2 separate regions of the Homo sapiens genome follow, and region 2 is linked to region 1. Evidence: chromatin loops called from intact Hi-C (ENCODE). Cell type or tissue: heart right ventricle. All regions are shown on one strand. Links, peaks and the distances in the headings refer to the core of each region. The heading gives the core; the rest is flanking DNA.

Region 1 (9,661 bases), core at 1,035-9,034:
CACAATGTTAGAGTAAAACGATCTCTGTATATTGTTTTTCGAAGTGCTATCTTTGGAAATAAGAATAAAGCATGAGATCCTAGAATCATGGAAGACCTAGAATAATTGTTATTATTAATGGCCATCACTCTCATAGCCCTTATGCATCAGCCATACATATCTAGCATTTTACATATATTATTTCATGTAATAATCAAATCAACCATATAGTGGAAGTATTATTAATACCACCTTAATTTCCTGTTAAGGAAAACATAGTTCCAAGAGGTCAGAAACTGTCACAAGGTATAGCTATTAAGGGACGGAGCCAGAATTTGATCTCAGACAGGCTATTCCCTGGGCCTGCACTCTCACCCCCTACTGTGTACTCTTTCACCCTCAAATATTCATGTGTTGCCTAATGCACAGGGTCATAATCAGTTCATAGTTTAATTCATTCACAAAGGCCTTAAATGCAGTAAATTGAAGGGAATATCTCAAATATTTTACTATGATAGGATTTTGTGATTTTATGCATTCAGGGTCATCTCCTCTTCTTATAGAGTTGGACTGGCTCAAAGGTGTCCATAGAAGGGCCAATATTTTGTGCAAGAATCTTTCGACCTACTTAAATATTGAAAACTACTATTCATCCAGTATGAAGTGCCAGAAGTATGAATTCACAATTTATTTTTTTAAATTAAGAGGAAATGTAGCCAATCAAAAACTTTAAGATAAAGTGTCAAAAGTTGGCATTTTGTAGAAAGATTGCTAAATGAATCATAAAATTGTCAATTTATCTGATTGAGTAGGGTTATTTTGTCATTCATTTAAATTTAGAAAATTATTGTATTAGTTAGGTTTCTCTCCATTGAATATAACAGAAACTTAACTTGCATCACTGTTAGCATAAATAGGAACTTGCTGGAAGGATACTGGGAGTGACTCATAGGACTGAGTGAAGAACTGAACAATTAGGCCTTGGAAAGATCAGGGTCTATGCGAACCACAGGCTAGAACACCTTGAGGACTCAGTGCTTCTCTGTGCATGGTGGTTTAACTTTTTCAGCTTTCTCTGCTGGTAGAAGACATGGCTACCAGCTTTTCTAGAATCATATACATATCAATCCCACTCAGGGAAAAAGAGAAAACTTTCCACTTGTAGCTTCAATGAGAAAATTCCATGGGAAGGGTTATGATGGGCCTCACTTAGGTCATCCACCTGACCCTGGACAAATCTCTGTGGTCATGTGAAGTAGACAGCATTATGGACTCAGCCTGGTCACGTGCCAATACCTGTTGTCAGGGGTCTAGAGTTTGAGATTAGATGTCCTACCACAACTACATGATCAGAATGGGCAGAAGAAAAGTAGGATGCTCTTCTGGGCAGATAAAACAACTTGTATTTGTTACAAATATTTATAAAACTCAGTTTTAATTTTAGGGCAATGTAAGAGGAAGCTACTGCTTTGTAACAAAAATCCCTAACATCTAGTTGAATACAACAGTAAGCAATTATTTATTACATATCTATGGGTCAGCTGGACAATTCTACTGATTTTAGTTGAACTTGCTCAAGCATTTGCAGGTTGCATAGGGGTTGACCAATCTGGGGTGGACTCAGCTGGGCAGCTCTGCATTATTCTCCCTGGACCAGCAGACTAGTCTTAATTTGTCTTCTCTCAGTGATGATTAAGGTACAAGAATATAAGCCCAATCATGGAGATATCTTTCAAGCATTTGATCTCATTATTTCAGTCCTCATGCCATTGGCCAAAGCAAACCACCTGTCCAGCTCCAAAACAAGTGATGGGCAAACACATCCCATCTAAGAAGGTAGGTGTGTGAATGTTTATGAACAATAACCTTACCTCCAAAATTAATTAATATCAAAATGTTCTTCCTGGAATTAAAAACAAGAGCACCTAGTTCTAACCAAAATTCCCGCAGGGTTTTTCATGAATTTTGATAAGTTGATCTCAAAAGTTTATATGAAAGAGTAAAGACTGAAAATATAGCCAAGATTGTTTTTCAGATAAAAGTAAAGTGGTGGGAATTATCAAGATTTTTCATAAAGCTATAATAATAAACCCATTTAATACTGATATAGGGAGCTACAAGATGGAAATGGCCAAGGAGCTGTTTTTTGAAAGACAAGAGGTTGTAATATTCAATTTCAAACTGAGTTTCTATGACATTTCTCCAAACCTTCAGGCAAGTCTTCTCCATCCCCACCCCAAACACATATACACACAATAGGAAAACTGAGAAAAATTCATGAGGACATGGATTCTATTCACTCTATCGTAGCATACAGAACAGGGTCTGGTGTACAGTAGATACTTGATAAAAATGTTCTGCATAACTAGATAAAAACTAGTATGAACAGGTTTGATGTATTTCCACAATGATAACCACACTGGTTGCGACTCCTATATATCTTTGAAGGTGTAGAGATGGTAGATTATTTACATTCCTTTTCAACATCTGGTAGCTCTGTCTTAAAATTTTTGCTTTTAAGTACTATGATAATTTGTGAGAGGTCTTAATACCCACCCAATTAACTTTTAGAGACTTGTGGGAATGAAACCAAGGAGTATGAAATTGAAACAGGCATTCAATTTCTAGATAAAAAGAGATGACAAGAAAAACATGTAAAAGAAGTACAGCATGAAATAAAAGAGGTAGGAGTATTTTCCTTAGAATATTAAGAAAATGCAATACTATTTTTTGCACAGTTGAAGAACACGATTGAAGAGAATTACCTATCAGAGTAGGTTAGTGTTAGAAGCAGATGTTGTCTAGGCATTTTGTTGAAAGAGACAGACTTTTAAAAAGGTTTTTATAAAATTTAAATTTTAATAATCAATATTTTATAATATAATACATTTACATTTTAGAAGTTACACTTAGTATATATTATATATAATTAGTATATGTAATATATATACTAAGTATAATAGTATAATATATCTTAGTATAATATATATGTGTTAAGTATTTATATACCCGTTATTCCCTTGGGTAATTTATCCTTCATCTTCATGAGCTTTTGGTCTTGCCAACTGTGTTTTGCTCTCTGTAGTCCATCTTTGTAATATAATCTTTGACGTGGGCAAGAGCTTACTGAAGTTATTGTTCCTTATCTGGAGGGTTTACAAAATTAATATTAACAGAATGACTAGGAAAAAGGGAGAGCTGCGTGTCCAAATGGAGTTCCAAGAAAGGAATTGAAAGTGCCTGTGTTAATCTGTCTTCCCCACGAAGACTGCTAATACCGGTGAGGGTGGTAACGGGGTGGCCTGGTTCCCCAGAGCCTGGATGAAGTGACTGAAGTCATGAAGACATTTCCACTGGATGGAAATATTTAACTGAATGGTGGAAAGAAAAAATATTTCCATTCATTCAGAAAACACCGAAGGCCTACTGTGTGCCAAACATTGCTCAGCAGTGAACTAAGCAGATGAAAATCCTATTCTCCTTGGGTCTTCATGCTTGCACGCTTGCTTCTCTTACCCAGTTAATACTAGAAACTATGGAGGAGAAAATAGAGTGAAGGGTAGGGAACCAGCCCGCCTGAAGCAGCCATCGCTGACCCACGGAGAAAGGGCTGTGAGACTGGGAGAGAGAGGGAAGGGCATCAGGCAGGGCAGGATCCCAGGACAGGCTGGAGGGTGGTCCTGAGCTGGCCATCTGGGAGGAGTGAACTTCCTGACTAAGCAAAAGTAACTACCTATGAGGCCGTGGGATGAGATGAGTTTCCCATCATTATCTCTGTCCTTCCATTCCCGAAAAAATAAATAAGAAGAGAAGGTCCTCCTCTCCCAGGAGCTTCCCAGGGTGGTTTTAGTGGAATGTACTTGAGAGTAAATATCAGAAGACTTGGGTTCTAGTGTAAATTCTATTGCTGACAGTTTACTGGTGGGTAAAATGAGTTCAGTTTACATAGTCTCTCAGTTGTCTCTCAACTCTTTATGACTGTGTAGCCCACCAGAAGCAGAAATAAAGATATTCCCTGTTTTGTGTGCATACATTTCCTAGACCCAAACTCATGTCTTTGCATAATGCTTATCAATAGAATAACTAAATAAAGCATTATTCTGTTTATAATAGAATGCCTCATAATCTTGTATATTGTTGAAATACCTCAATTAAAGTTTTATTATTATTACTGAAACTTCATGGCATGAAAAGTCAAACTAATTTTTTATTCTAAAACCACACCCACCAATTGCCAATTTGTCTTCAGTGTAACAACCACGTCTTCTTTGCCTATTGTAACTGTGTCTTAGTTTCTATCTGAAATGTTCACTTACCTGTGAAGTTCCTGATATCCCCAGTCCGAATGCACTTTTTCGTCTGTCTTCTCTCAGCACCTGTTTTATCCCTCTGCTGAATCACTTGGCATATTCTCGCTTGTACTAGGTGTGTGTCTGTGTATGTGTAAGGGGAACAAACATATCTCCCACAAACGATTTTGAGTTCTTTGAGGGTAGGACTTGTATCTGACTCGTCTTCATATCCAAACAATTAACACAGCACATTGCATAAAGTAAATGCCCAACACACATTTGTGGGAGTGCATTTACCTGCCCTCTGACACATGCCAGTTGTTCTGGCTCCTGCAACTCCTCAGCTGCCTCAATTCCTGGGAAACTCAGCTAATAGTGATTAAAACCCACAGATTGCAGAAAAAAGATGAGATAAAACACACAGATTGTCTGGGTCTTGGAAAGGAGCTATTACAGATGGAATTGACATTGGCAAAACACCAAATAACATAAAAATGTGGTAGAATTGATTAATTCTGCCCAGTAAATAAACAAAGTTAATTTATCTTCTCAGTTAGTCACATATCTATGACTCCTGGCCCAGGTAGAGGTGGAGGCTGGCAGGCTGCTCAGGTCATAGGATGGCACCATTTAATTGGAGAGGCCCGGGCAGGGCTTTCCTACATACGTCCAATACTACCTGAAAGTACCTACCATACAGAATAGACCCCATCTGTAAGAATTCTGGTCTCTCTGGTTTGGAAGAGGGGAAATGGTCTCTTTTTGTTTCTGCTTTTATTTATATATTTTTCGTTGGGTGTGGGAGGGATTGCAAGGGTAGGAAACCCATAGTATCACAGGGGTCAGCTGATCTTCTTTGGTTAGTAAATAAAGGGGGTCCCCAGTCAGAGGCTCCAGGTAGCCATGTCAGAATGTACTCTTGGTGTTGAATCTACCATTTATCTTTCTAGCACTGGATTCATTTCTTAGTTAATGGGTCTTTGGTATAACTTCCGGGCCAGATCAGTGTAATTGCAAACCACTTGAGTGGGATTTTTATTCCAGGGGATGTGGGCATTGGTACAAAGTGAAGAAGAGAGAAGTCTAAGATGAGTAAAAAATAGTTCTTATCTTCAAAGTTGGTTATAGTCCAGGAAAAGATGGGCATGTCCACACTAGTGTGGGAAGTGGTTTGTGTGGGCTGAGTGTGGAACTGAGCCAATTTCCAACTTCCACATTTACAGAGTTCTAAGCCTTTTCCTTTCAGCTGTTTGTTCAACCCACGGCTAACGAGCTCTGGAACAGCATGTGGAGCACACATTCATATGACAGGGTTTCTGCTTTTAAGGAGTTTGTAAGCATCTTGTGGAGAAAAAATTGACCCCATGAAACAAATAATATAAACATTTAAAGTGCTTTGTCATAAGACAGTAACATTAGGTATAAAATAATTTTATTTATAAAGAAAAAAATTGGTACTGGCTTGAGTAATTAAAGATGTCAAGAAGGAGTAGGATTTGAGGAGGACCTTGAAGAAAATGAGAGCTTACAGAGAGGGGAGTATCCCAGGAGGTGGCTGATCCACCAGCACCATAATCACATAAAGTCATTTCTGGGATCATGTGATAACTATGTTCTTAAGAAGCCTTGTGTATTCTCAAATGTTTTATAAAGTATTTATTAGGGGTTGGGTAGAAGGAGACTACAAAGTAGAGAGTTTCAGAAGCTCATTAAAAAAGTTATTTGTCGGGTTGGGAATGGTGGCTCACGCCTGTAATCCTAGTACTTTGGGAGGCCAATGGGGGCGGATCACAAGGTCAGGAGATTGAGACCATCCTGGCTAACATGGTGAAACCCTGTCTCTACTAAAAATACAAAAAATTAGCCCGGTGTGTTGGCATGTGCCTGTAATCCCAGCTACTCCGGAGGCTGAGGCAGGAGAATCACTTGAACCTGGGAAGCAGAAGTTGCAGTGAGCTGAGATCACACCACTGCACTCCAGCCTGGGTGACAGAGTGAGGCTCCGTCTCAAAAACAGACAAAAAACAAACAACAACAAAAAAAGTTATTTGTCAAGTCAGGAGCAGTGGCATGTGCCTGTAGTCCCAGCTACTCAGGAAGCTGAGGACTAGAAGTGTTTCAGATTGCTTTGAACTTTGGAATATTTTCATATACTTCAAATGGGATATCTTGAGATGGGACCCAAGTCTAAACACAAAATTCACTTATGTTTCATATACATCTGATATGGTTTGGCTGTGTCTCCACCCAAATCTCATCTTGAATTGTAACTCCCACAATTCCCACATGTCATGGGAAGAACCTGGTGGGAGGTGATTGAACTATGGGGGCAGGTCTTTCCTGTGCTGTTCTCATGATAGTGAGTCTCACAAGATCTGATGGTTTTAAAAATGGGAGTTTCCCTGCGCAAGCTCTCTCTTTGCCTGCTGCCATGCAGGTAATATGTGACTTGCTCCTCCTTGCCTTCCACCATGATTGTGAGGCCTCCCTTGCCATGTGGAACTGTAAGTCCAAGCCCAGCCTCAGGTATGTCTATATCAGCAGCATGAAAACAGACTAATACAACACCTTATACACATAGCCTAAAGGTGATGTTATATAATATTTGTAATAACTTAGAGCATGAAACCAAGCTTTTTTTTTTTTTCTCTTTTTAGACAGCATCTCACTCTGTTGCCCAGACTGTAGTGCAGTGGTGTGATCTCAGCTCACTGCTGCCTTGACCTCCTGGGCTAAAGCGATCTTCCCACCTCAGCCTCCTAAATAGCTGGGACTACAGGCATGTGCCACCACTCCCAGCCCACCATGCCTGGCTAACTTTTGTATTTTTTATAGAGACATGATTTCACCATGTTGCCCAGGCTGGTCTTGAACTTCTGAGCTCAAGTGATCAGCCTGCCTTGGCCTATCAAAGTGCTGGAATTATAGGTGTGTGTTGCCCCTCTTGGCCTAAACAAAGCTTTGATTGCATTTTGACTGCAACCTGTCATATGAGGCTAGGTTTGGAAAATTTCTACTTGTGGTATCATGTTGGTGCTCAAAAAGTTCCTGATTTTGGAGCCTTTCAGATTTCAGATTTTCAGATTAGGGATGGTCAACCTATTGGTAGCATAGCTTCCATGCCTTAACTAGTCCCTAGGCACCCAAACAAAGTAGCTGTGTGTTCCTGGGCAGCTACTTTGCAGGGCACTGTGCCAATACCTGGTCAAGCTCACATTCTAACCAACAGGCATAGAATGAAATTAATGCAATAATCAATGGCATTCTATTCAATACTAGTTATGAAAATTTAAGCTGTAGGGAAATGGCCACGTTTAAACCTTACCAGGCTTCTAAGTGTTTTCAAACACATCATCTTGTTGGATTTCCATTCAGTGCCTACCTGTGGTAGGGAGGCAGACTTCTACGATGGCCACAATTGATTCCTGTCTCCTGATATTCACATCTTATGTGATCCCCTCTTGTTGAGTGCAGGCTGGATCTAGAGACTTGCCTCTTACCAAAAACATATGGCAAAAATAATGAGATGTATGTAACCTCTGTGACTAGATTACAAAAGACTGTGACTTTTGTCTTCCCAGCAGTCTCTTTCTTCTTGGTGTTGATGAAGTTAATTGCCCTGTCGGACAGGCCCATGTGGCAAGGAACTGAGGGCAGCCTCTGACCAACAGTCAGAGAGAAGCTGAGGGGTCCTCAGTTCTATAACTGGAGAGGAACTGAAACCTCCCAATAGCCATGTAAGTGAAGGAGTGCAGGGAATTTCACCCCAAAATATGGCTCCCTGGTATAATGAGTATTTTGAATTAAAGTTCTTAAGAGATCAACAGATGCTGGGAATGACTTTTTCCTTATCCACATGAAGACTAGACAGACCCACCAAGAAGAACAATTAGTTTTTCTTCCTCTCCCTGTTATCACACTAGCTATTGCAGAGAAAAAGACCAAGAAGTAACCAGACCTGATTATACCCCTTCACGAAATATCTATCCCTCAGGCTCATTCCATTTCCAAAGAGAATCATTTATAAGTTAATCTCTGTTCCCCTATCCATTCATCCTCCCAAGTATTCTTTCATTCTCCCTTATAATCATTTATTGCCCCTTAACAGAATTACCTATATTCCCATCACTCTCCTCCCCTCTAAAATAAGGCTATATAAATATTTGAACCCCATTGGGATGTTGAGTAATCATTCTTGATTCTCCCTCATGGTATGTGAATAAATTTGTGTGCCATTTCTCCTATTAATCTGCCTTTGTCAATTGATTTTTTTCAGCAACCTTCTGACAGCTGTAAACCAAAAATAAAATTCTAAGCCCCGCAACTGACTGATGGACCCCTCTCCTGGCCAAGGTCATTCCAAAGTGAACCTGAAAAACTAGTTCAGGCCATGAACTAGTTTCGGTCTTGCTCTAGTATAGAATCACACGACATTTAGCAAACCCATAAGGAAATCAAGTATTTTAGCCCAAAAGATATTTCTTTGACATGTTTTGAAATGGCCCTAAAAAGCTGTCTCTTACGGGGAACATCTCCATTCTGTAGAGAATCCCCTTTCTTTTCTGGATCTTTTCCCTGATCCAGGAGACCATTAACGAAGTGTCTGGCACCCTTTTAGATCTGATATGAGCTATGAAGCCTGCTACCTGTAGGCTTGATCTGCATAATAAAAACCTTGGTCTTTAGATAATAACCTAACTTTTTCAACCAATTGCCAATCAGAAAGTCTGTGAATCCACCTATGACCTGGAAGCCCCTGCTTCAAGTTGTTCCACCTTTCTGGACTGAGCTAATGTACACCTTCCATGTATTGACTGATGTCTGCCTATAACTGCTGTCCCCTAAAATGTATAAAACCAAGCTGTAACCCAACTACCTTGGGCACATGTTCTCAGGACCTCCTGGGGCTGTGTCATGGGTCATGGTTATTACATTTAGCTCAGAATAAATCCCCTCAAATATTTTACAGAGTTTGACTCCTTTTGTTGACACAGCAAAGGGGAAGCTTTCCCTTCACCTCTACATACGTGAACTTGCAAGTGAATCTTTCCCCAGCTGACGCTTCAGATTGCCTTGATTGCTACCTGTGAGACAGCCTGAAGCAGAAGATCCAGACAAGTGCCCCGGAACCCAGTGGAAACTGTGATGTAATAAATATATGTTGTTTTAGACTCATTTGTTATGTAGAAATAGACTCTGTGATATGGCAGGGGTTAGTGATATCTCCACTTTAAGACCAGACAAATATGGCTCAGAGACAGTAAGTGACTAGTGTTGGGTAGTGTGGAGTGGCCAAGCTGAACATTTGTGATCTTCAGCCTGGTGATGTGTCACTGATCCCCTGCACCACTCCTCCTCCACACGAGTGTGGTACATATGGACTGTCAGGC
Region 2 (9,661 bases), core at 774-8,773, 340 kb after region 1:
TCCAGGAAATTCCATTTGCAGCTATCTTTATCAGGGTGAGCTGCAATTGTTTGCTGTGATAGTGAGCTGAAAGCAACAGTTCTATCAGATTATTTTTTAGAGATGACTAAAGTACACTATAGAAAGGAAGTGCTCAAGATCTGTTTGCTGATGTATTGCTTGCTTCATAAAGCTACCTATTAAGAAAGACACAAAATAACGAAATAATAGCCTAAACAATGTTAAAATAGGAAGATAGAAATAGGACTTTCTCTTTCTCATTTCTAAAGTGTGTATAGAGTTCTCTTATTCTCTCTATAGCATTCAGATACCCACTGGGAAGAAAACAAAAACAAAACCAGAAACCATCATAGATATTTCACAATGAGAAAGTTTGTTACAGGGAATTGGTTTCACCAATAATGGGAAAGCTGAGAAGCCAAATAAGGAGCAGCGAGAAACAACCCAGTGCTTAGCAATACAATAGCAGCAAGCTGCTACCACCTTAGGGCTGGAAGGAAGCTGGAGTTGCAGGGTCTGATGAGCCAGAGCTGTACAGCAGGAGTTACCATAGTCAGTACTTCTGGCAGCAACTGGAGCCAGAAGTTTAATTTCCTTATATGGTAAAGCAGAGGTTGTATTGTGCGATTACCTTGACTAAGAACTATCCTCTGACAGAGTTTCCAGGTTACCTCTCTCTCTTTCTGGATGTTCTTGATAGAGACAGAATCCAGTTATATTTTCTCCACTTTGCTAGATGATGTTATGGCCATCTATCTTTTACAAATAAATGCTAGTTAATTATTTAAGCTTTAGCAGTAAGCCTGTTCTCAGATCTAATTAAACATAAGTGAAAAATAAAAGACACACAGGCATGTACTCTACAGTTTAAAGCATGAAACTTTCCCTTTTTCTGTTAGGGAAAAAGTCAATTCTCCTTGAAGTGTATGGTGGTCTACTGCAAGTTCACTTTCAGCTCTGCTCCCACTCCTCCCCTAGTCTGCTCTGAATCAGAGGGGACTCTGAAAATAAAACATAAGTATTGTTTCCTCACCCAGATACAGTGCAGGTCTTAATACCATTTCTGAAATGTGCTAACTTTGGCCCTTGCCTAGATTACTCTTAAACTCTGTAATAGAAACCAACTGGGCTGGTTTCATGGAAGACAAATTTCCATGGATGGAGGGTGGCGGGGGATGGTTTCAGGATGAAACTGTTCCACCTCAGATCATCAGGCACTAGATTCTTATAAAGAGTTGGCAACCTAGATCCCTCACATGCAGTTCACTGTAGGGCTCATGCTCCTGTGAGAATCTGATGCCCCTGCTGATCTGACAGAGCAACACAGACCAACACAGCCTAGGCCAGGGATGCCTTAGGAAGTACTTGGTTTCTTCCTGTGTCTTTCTATCTTTTTCCACTAATTCACCGGCCAAGTGAGAAAGAGTCAAGGGAGACTGGGAATTTAGTCCTCCCTGATTCATATCTGCTCCATGGCAGAGCTCTTCCCGCTCCTTCTCCCAGCAGGACACCTGCTCTATTATGTCTTTGGCTTTCCTTTTCGTAGATCAAGTCCTGAGAATTGGATGAAACAAGCTGACCAAACACGTAACCATTCATTGGAAAGTATATTAGTCCATTTTCATACTGCTGATAAAGACATACCCGAGACAGGATAATTTATAAAGAGAAGAGGTAATGGATTCACAGTTCCGTATGGCTGGGGAGGCCTCACAATCATGGTGGAAGGTGAAAGGCATGTCTTACATTGCAGCAGCCAAGAAAGAATGAGAGCCAAGTGAAAGGAGTTTCCCCTTATCAAACCATCAGATCTTGTGAGACTTATTCACTACCATGAGAACAGTATGGGGGAACTGACCCCACAATTCAATTATCTCCCACTGGGTCCCTCCCACAACACATGGGAATTATGGGAGCCACAATTCAAGATGAGATTTGGGTGGGACACAGCCAAACCATATCAGAAAGTAAGTGGCAAGCTATAACATTTCCTCATTTTTGTTATTGCCAAAGACTTATGCCAGCCACAAAATTCTTTCTGACAGTACGACTGATCTAGAGCTCAAAATTGAGTCCAGATCAGCTGCCAAGAGATGTGGAAGAGATGAAAATGAAATAGAAGTATTGTTTCCTTACCTAGATAAGTGCAGGTCTTAAGCACATTCCTGAAATGAGCTATCTTTGGCCCTTGTCTAGATTACTCTTTTTTTGTTTGTTTGTTATTTGAGACGGAGTCTCGCTCTGTCGCCAGGCTAGAGTGGAATGGTGCAATCTCAACTCCTGCAACCTCTGCCTCCTGGGTTCAAGTGATTCCCCTGCCTCAGCCTCCCAAGAAGCTGGAATTACAGGCAAGTACCACCACACCTGGCTAATTTTTGTATTTTTAGTAAAGACTAGTTTTCACCATGTTGGTCAGGCAGGTGTCGAAATCCTGACCTCGTGATCTGCCTGCCTTGGTCTCCCAAAGTGCTGGGATTGCTGGCATGAGCCACCGCGCCCGGCCTAGATTACTCTTATCCTCTGTAATAGTCCATCATCAGATGCCCAGGGACTCCCTGGTACATTTGCTCTGGTCTCCCATCTCAGCAGCCCAAACCATGCTTAAAAACTACCTACCTTCTCTCCCTCCTTTTGAAAAAAAAAAAAAAAAAAACAATGACAACCAAGCCAAAAAGTATACATAATACCCTTTTCTTCATTGTGGTTTATAATAGTAATTAATGATTATTTATTTATTTTTATTTGTACAAATGTATAGAGTGCATGAGAAATTGTGTTATGTGTATATATTGTGTAGTGATGAAGTCAGGGCATTCAGAGAGTCCACCACTTGAGTACAATACTTTCTTGTTAAGTATAGTCACCCTGCTCTGACCAAACATTGAATTGATTCCATCTTACTGTATGTTTGTATCTTTTAACCTATCTCTCTTTATATTCCCCTCTCCCCGCTACTCATCTTTCCCAGTCTCTGTTATCCATTATTCCACTCTCTACTTCCAGGTGATCAAATTTTTAGCTCCCACATATAACTGAGAACACGTGATATTTTTCTTTCTGTGCCTGGTTTATTTCACTTAAGATAATGACCTCCAGTTCCATCCGTGTTGCTGCAAGTGATACAATTTTATTCTTTTTATGGCTGAATGGTATTCCATTGTGTATATACATATACCACATTTACTTTATCCATTTATCCATTGACGAACACTTAGGTTGATTCTATACCTTTACTATAGTGCATAGTGCTGCCATAAACATGCAAGTGCAGGCATCCCTTTGATTTTTTTTTTTTTTTTTGAGACAGTCTCACTTTGTCACCCAGGCTGGAATGCAGTGACTCGATCACTGCAACCTCTGCCTCCGGGGTTCAAGCAATTCTCATATCTCAGCCACCCACGTAGCCGGAATTACAGGTGCGTGCCACCACGCCTGACTAATTTTTTTGTATTTTTAGTACAGACGGGGTTTCACCATGTTGGCCAGGCTGGTCTCAAACTCCAGGCTTCAAATGTCCTGCTTACCTCGGCCTCTCAAAGTGCTGGGATTACAGGTGTGAGCCACTGCACCCGGCCAATATATTATTTTTTATTGAGTGCTTACTATGACCAATTTCTGTTCTAAATACTTTTGAATAAATTCATCCAATCCAGACAGTAATTCCAGGTGATAAATTCTACCATAATATCCATTTTACAGATGGGAAAACTGAGTTAGAGAGGTTAGATGGTTTGCCCAGGGTTACATAGCCACTAAATGATAGAGAAGATTTTAAGAGCCCAACTCTAGTTAATGATCTTAGATACTACACTAGATTCCACGCGGCTTAGGCAAGAGCTAACAGTTAAAGCAACCAGATTTAACCAATTCACACTTACGTGTGAGTGATTGATAGTCATTAACCTTCCCTGAGAAATTTGCGCTTGTAGTTTTTAAATTATTTCTTTTTTCTTTTGACAATTTTGTTTTTTAAATGTTTAACATTTTAAAATTATTCTTTTTGTAGAAATTTAGCACTTTAAAATGATGTCTGTGAACCAGAGGAATCTCAATCAAAGCATTTTTATGAAGCACCTACTATGTACTGGCCTTATGCTAGGTAATGGGCATCCAAAGATGAACCAATCACAAGCCTGATTGCTGCTTTGGTTATAGGCACAGGTCTTTGGTCATAATTGTGTTTGAATCCCAGTCCTGCCACTTATAAGCAACCTATTTTACATGGCCTTTTTCTTCCGCCTGCAAAATGGGATAAAACAATAACTTTTTTGGGTGGATTTGATTAAATAATGTCTGTAACGTATTTAGCCAGCAAGCCAGCACACAGTAAATACTCAATATATGGTAGCTATTATTTTGAACTTTCTTCCTGCAGACATGCAAACAAAAATTACAAAGTAAGATAATGACCTCCTCTATAAATGCTGTAGTGGGAGTGTCCAGTGAAAAGTGGTGGTATGCTAGGGTGCTCTTCAAACTGTGCCTTACAGAGTTTTGAGGCACAGGCAGTCACAGGCATGCCTCTAGGGCCCAGGGTGGGCTCGGGGTGTGGAGAGGGGAAATGACACCCCACCGTTCCTGCCACCTCTGCTTTCCTTTCAACAAAAATAGAGCCAGTTTTGTCCCGTGTGTTTGTTAATATTGGTCTTTCCTGTCATGTCTCATTCAAGAATGGATTCTGCCTAAAATCCCCCTTGAGACTGAGAATCCTAAACTCAACTTTCTAATCATTTCTCTGGAGGTCCTTGCGTAAGTAAGTCTCTTACCTTCCTTCACTTCACTTTCCTCTTATGAAATGAGGTAATATATTTCTTCTGACTGATTATTATTGTTCCTTCCAGGTATAAAATTCTGCAAGTTTTGGGGCATGTCGGGAAAAAAGATATGTGGATATGCTACCCCAAGTTAACGTTGTCCCCTAGAGACACCTCCCCGAGTCAAACACATTTGCTGGTGTGTTGATTTGTTTCTTTATTTGTGCCATCTTTCTCCACATCTGAACTTAGAGACTCTCAGAAGATTCCTGGCTTTCCACAATAGCTTTCGAGGCAGTGGGGCAGCCCAGTAGGGTTCTGGGATGTAGGTTCTGGCAGGCATTCTACACATTGGTCAACTCCAATGCAAGTAATTTTAGCTGGAAAGTAGCTTTCTCCAATCAGAATTACCTCACTAAGGTCCTCTGCAGACCAGCTGCTGAGTTCATTACAACCCCTGAGTTCAAGGTAAGGGGACACTAGAAGTTACCATTGACCCTTGACAACTTCCCTTGCAGTGGAAAATTCATGTATGACTTTTGACTTCCCCCAGAACTTAACTACTAATAGCCTACTATTGTCCAGATGTCCTACCTATAACAGTCAATTGACACATATTTTGTGTTTTATGACTTATATACTGTATTCTTACAATAAAGTAAGCTAGAGAAAAAAAATATTGTTAAGAAAATCATAAGGAAGAGAAAATATATTTACTATGTATTAAGTGCCATGTCGATCATCATAAAGGTCTTCATACTCATCATTTTCATGTTGAGTGGACTGAGGAGGAGGAGAAAGAGGAGGGGTTGTTCTGGTTGCCTCAAAGGTGGCAGAGGTGGAAGAAAATCTGAGTATAAGTGCACCCATGCAGTTTAAATCTGTGTTATTTGAAGGTCAACTGTATTTTTTAAAATTGTGGTAAAAACACATAACATAAAATTTATCATCCTAACCATTTTAAATGTACAATTTAGTAGTGTAAAGTATATTCACATTGTTATACAACAGGTCTCCAGAACCTTTCCATCTTGCAAAACTGAAACTACACTCATTGAACACCAACTGTCCATTTCCCCCTCCCCCAGCCTCTGGCAACCACCATTCTCCTTTCCTAATGTTCATCCATGTTGCAGCATATAACAGAATTTCCTTCTTTTTTAAGGCTGAATAATGTGCTATTGTGTGTATATACCATATTTTTTTTTATCCATTCATCTGTTGATGGACATTTGGGTTGTTTCCACATCTTGACTATTGTGAATAGTGCTGCAATGAACACGGGTGTGCAAATATCTCTTTGAGATCCAGCTTTGCATTCTTTTGAATATATACCTGGGATTGCTGGATCACATGGTAATTCTATTGCATCTATTTTCAGTGCTCTTCTGCCACAGGCTGCCAAGAAAACTTAGGAAAAACTCACAGGTCACATTTGAGAGCTTTCATGCTGCTTAGAGCTTCCTGGTTTGATTCCATCCGAGTCTATGAGGAAATGGCTGCTCTGGGAAGAAGCAGGAGTTAATTCAAGTCTGGAGAATGCCTGCTTTTTTGAAATCCCCAGCATGCTACATGTGATATGGGCTTATAAGAACCACATGCTTTCTCATGCTCCTTTGGCTCAACCTCAGAGGCATTCTAGAGTTGGCCCTTGCAGCTAGAAACCACAAGAATGTCAATGATGCAATTTAAAATATGCCAGTTCCCACTCCACTGGTCTGTAAACTAAATAAATTGCACAAAAACCCCTACAGTCTCACCTCCTTTATCAGAGGAAATTATTGAGAAGGTTTCAGTGATTTAGAAAATATTCAAGCATAGCTTCTTAAACATCAAGTAGCAGCATTATATGGAGTTGGTTTTGTTTAATAGTTTATTCACAACACTCAGTAATTGAACCACTAGGTACCATGGTGACAGAAATGAAGGTAGATGGATGGGAGTTATAGAAAGACAATGGGTCCCCTGTCTTTAATGTTAATTAGTTGGCCCCTGCCATATATTCCATCTGTTCACATACTGTGACCTCAACATACATGCTGCATGAAGAAAAAAAACTCAAAATATATATTAAACAATTATTAAGTTGGAAGTTTTAGAAATTGACCTAGGAGGTTGATATTTATAAAATATTTTTCCTGCCTTTTGAAAATTAAATGAAGATATAAAATTTACCATTAAAGAGAGGATATTTCAATTTCTTTGCTGTTAACTAACTATCATTTGCACTTTACAGGAGAATCAATTATGGACAATTACCAGTCAGTTGTTGGCCAATCAGATATTTTGATCCATGATTTGCTCCAGGCACCATTGTGGATTTAGATGTGAAGACAGTCCTGGGATTTCAATTTCTTCAGATGCTAGTGGTGTTTCTTGTAATTGTCAAAGCAGTGAACCAATCAAAGCACCTGAATTGAGTTAGGTTACTGTATAGGGTATGGGTTTTAAAATTGACCTTTTACCTCTATAAAGTCAAGGTCTTGCAATTAAGGAGACTTTTAAATATAGTTCCAGTTTGGGTAAGTATCTAAGCCCAAAGGAAGAGAGGAGTTAGAAGTTTGTAAGTATCAGCTTCAAAAATTTTTATACCGAAAAACTGGCCAAGAGGGGAAATGAGAAACACAAACATTTATCTCAAGAAAACAAGATAAACAACAGCAAAACACAAAAAATTTTGGAAAGGAAGACAGTTCACAATGAAAATTTTCTCTATTTCTATTTGCAAACCCTAAATAACTATTTTATGCTGATTGTGGAAGAGTTCAGTGAAAATTTGTGACTTCCTTTCATGGAGAAGACAGACTTGAGTGCCTATTGCCCCTCCAATGGGAAAGCAGTGTAAAGCTTGCTGCTTTCCTTGCACTGGAGGTTAGGCCTAATTGAACAAATGTATAACTGAATTGCATGTGTGTGGTGGCAGAGAGAGAAAGAGAGAGTGAGAGCCAGAGAGAGAGATGGAGAGAGAGAGAGAAATCCTTCAACGACTGGAGAGCTGAGAGAATGCCCGAGCCAGAGTCGCAGATCCCCTCAAAACAGAAGATATAAGAATAGTACCATTACTACCTGGGGCCATTGTTTTGAAAAAATAATGTCTGTATATCAGAGGAGCATATAAGTTAGTACACAGGCTCTGCAACAAGACTGCTTGAGTGTAGATCCTGACTCTACCACCGTGGGCTCTGAGACAAGCAACTCATCATCCAGGGCCTCAGTTTCATCTAAAATAGGCAGAATAACATTCCTGTACTCCTTCAGGTTGTTGGGAGGATTAAATGGATTTCTATCTGAAACCCTTCTAGAACAGCAGCAGGCACATGTATGCAGTTGGTGTGAGCTATGTGTGCTAGTGGCCAAGGGGGGACCTCTGCTGAGCAACCTACAGAGTAGATCTGAAACATACATAAAATTTGCCATGAGGTTTTAAGAGCACTAGCTCATGGGCTTCTTGTTTAAAACTTCAATAAGGCTGTTACCTCATTGTGCCACTCTAGCCTGAAGGAGTTGGGTCTTTTCTTGCCAGGGTCTTATAAAGACCAGAAGATAAAAGACAAAAATGGAATTTGACTGCAAATTTTCATTACTAAAAGACTCCCATTTTTGCTTATATTAAGAAACAAGGTTTTCAAAGGTTTCCTCTAACCACACTATCTTGGGTTAGTCAGAATGAACACGTATTTATGGGATCACGGTCTACAGGATTTGCCTGCAATGTTAAATAAAACCACAATTTGTGTTTCTAAAGTCATCATCTGGTTAGAAAATGACCACTGTCCTAAATGTAGAAATGAAAGAGAAAGTATAACACGGGAAAGGAACATTTTAGGGGGACACACCTTAGAGGTATACAGTGGCTCATTATTTCCTAGAAGTCTCAGGCAAGGGTTCTGAACCTAGGCCTACTGAGTTTCAAGGCTGAGAAATTCCTCTGAAAATGAAGGTGACATGATAGACTGCATGTTTTTCTGCAGATAGGTTCTCAGGCTTGGTTAAATCATTATAAGTATCTGTCACTGAAATTACCAAGATCCATTGGACTAATAACATATTCAAAAACTATGGGAGAGGAACAAATGTAGTTTCTTTTTATACATTTTTTCATATTATATGTAACCTTGGATACCTCCAACATTCTATTTCAATTCCCAGACGATTTTCCAGCTAAAATACATTAGCGCCACCAAAGCGTGGGCAAAATTTTTATCTTCTCATGTTTTCCCGACAGCATTTATCTGAGTCCCAAACCAAATAATTCTGCCTATATATCATGTGAATAACACAAGGAAGTTTATTTTTAGGGGAAAAATGTCTTATCATTCATAATAATCTAATATTTCTGAAATGAATATTGATACCGAATACAATACCAGAAGGTTAGAACAGAACATACATATTTCACTGGAAGAAACTGATTTCCACCTAGTGTCTGTGAAACAGCAGAAGCGAAATTAATGTCTTCTTGCATTGGTGCTGCTGTGCATGGCAATCTCGCCAATGCCGCCAACTCCTAATAAAGGGCTCTCTTGGAACAAAGCTGCCTCTTGTCTGCTTGCTCACAGTATCTATGACACTAATATTCTAATTAGCTATCGCCATTCTCATTATCTTTGTCAGAGAGCTACGTGCTCGTGGATGCAGCCACCTAGCCACGAGATCAGATCTGCATAGTCACACACAAAACACATACACATATGCATGCACATAAAACCTAGACATATCTGCTCTGCAATATCCCATCTCCCCTTGGTTTACAGAATGCATTCCCAGTCTTTTGGGGACTTGTTGGAGGATAAACAGTAAGCCCATGAACGTGTAGTCCAAATTCATTAACGCGGCATTCAAGGCTCTCCAGGTGCCACATCCCTCTTCTCTCTATTCCCTTTGTCCCTTCCCCACCGGAACGCCAC

The links. Peaks named below come from ENCODE experiments on the same cell type or tissue, not always from the same donor. Only the 100,000 strongest peaks of a DNase experiment are listed, where the experiment ranks them.
Region 2: it touches region 1 in a loop (2.8-fold over the local background); 4 of 110 quality-filtered maps call a loop at or near these places.

What each region holds. Positions count from the first base shown.
Region 1 is chr6:137,286,199-137,295,859 of GRCh38, forward strand. No RefSeq gene overlaps it. Among named protein-coding and RNA genes, the nearest start is that of IFNGR1, 72 kb to the left of the region's middle. In heart right ventricle, for the core only: no CTCF peak of the experiment used is centred there; a DNase peak (open chromatin) is centred at 5,463.
Region 2 is chr6:137,630,972-137,640,632 of GRCh38, forward strand. No RefSeq gene overlaps it. Among named protein-coding and RNA genes, the nearest start is that of LINC03004, 30 kb to the right of the region's middle. RefSeq lists an enhancer at 3,429-3,538 and a silencer at 6,353-6,412. In heart right ventricle, for the core only: no CTCF peak of the experiment used is centred there; no DNase peak of the experiment used is centred there.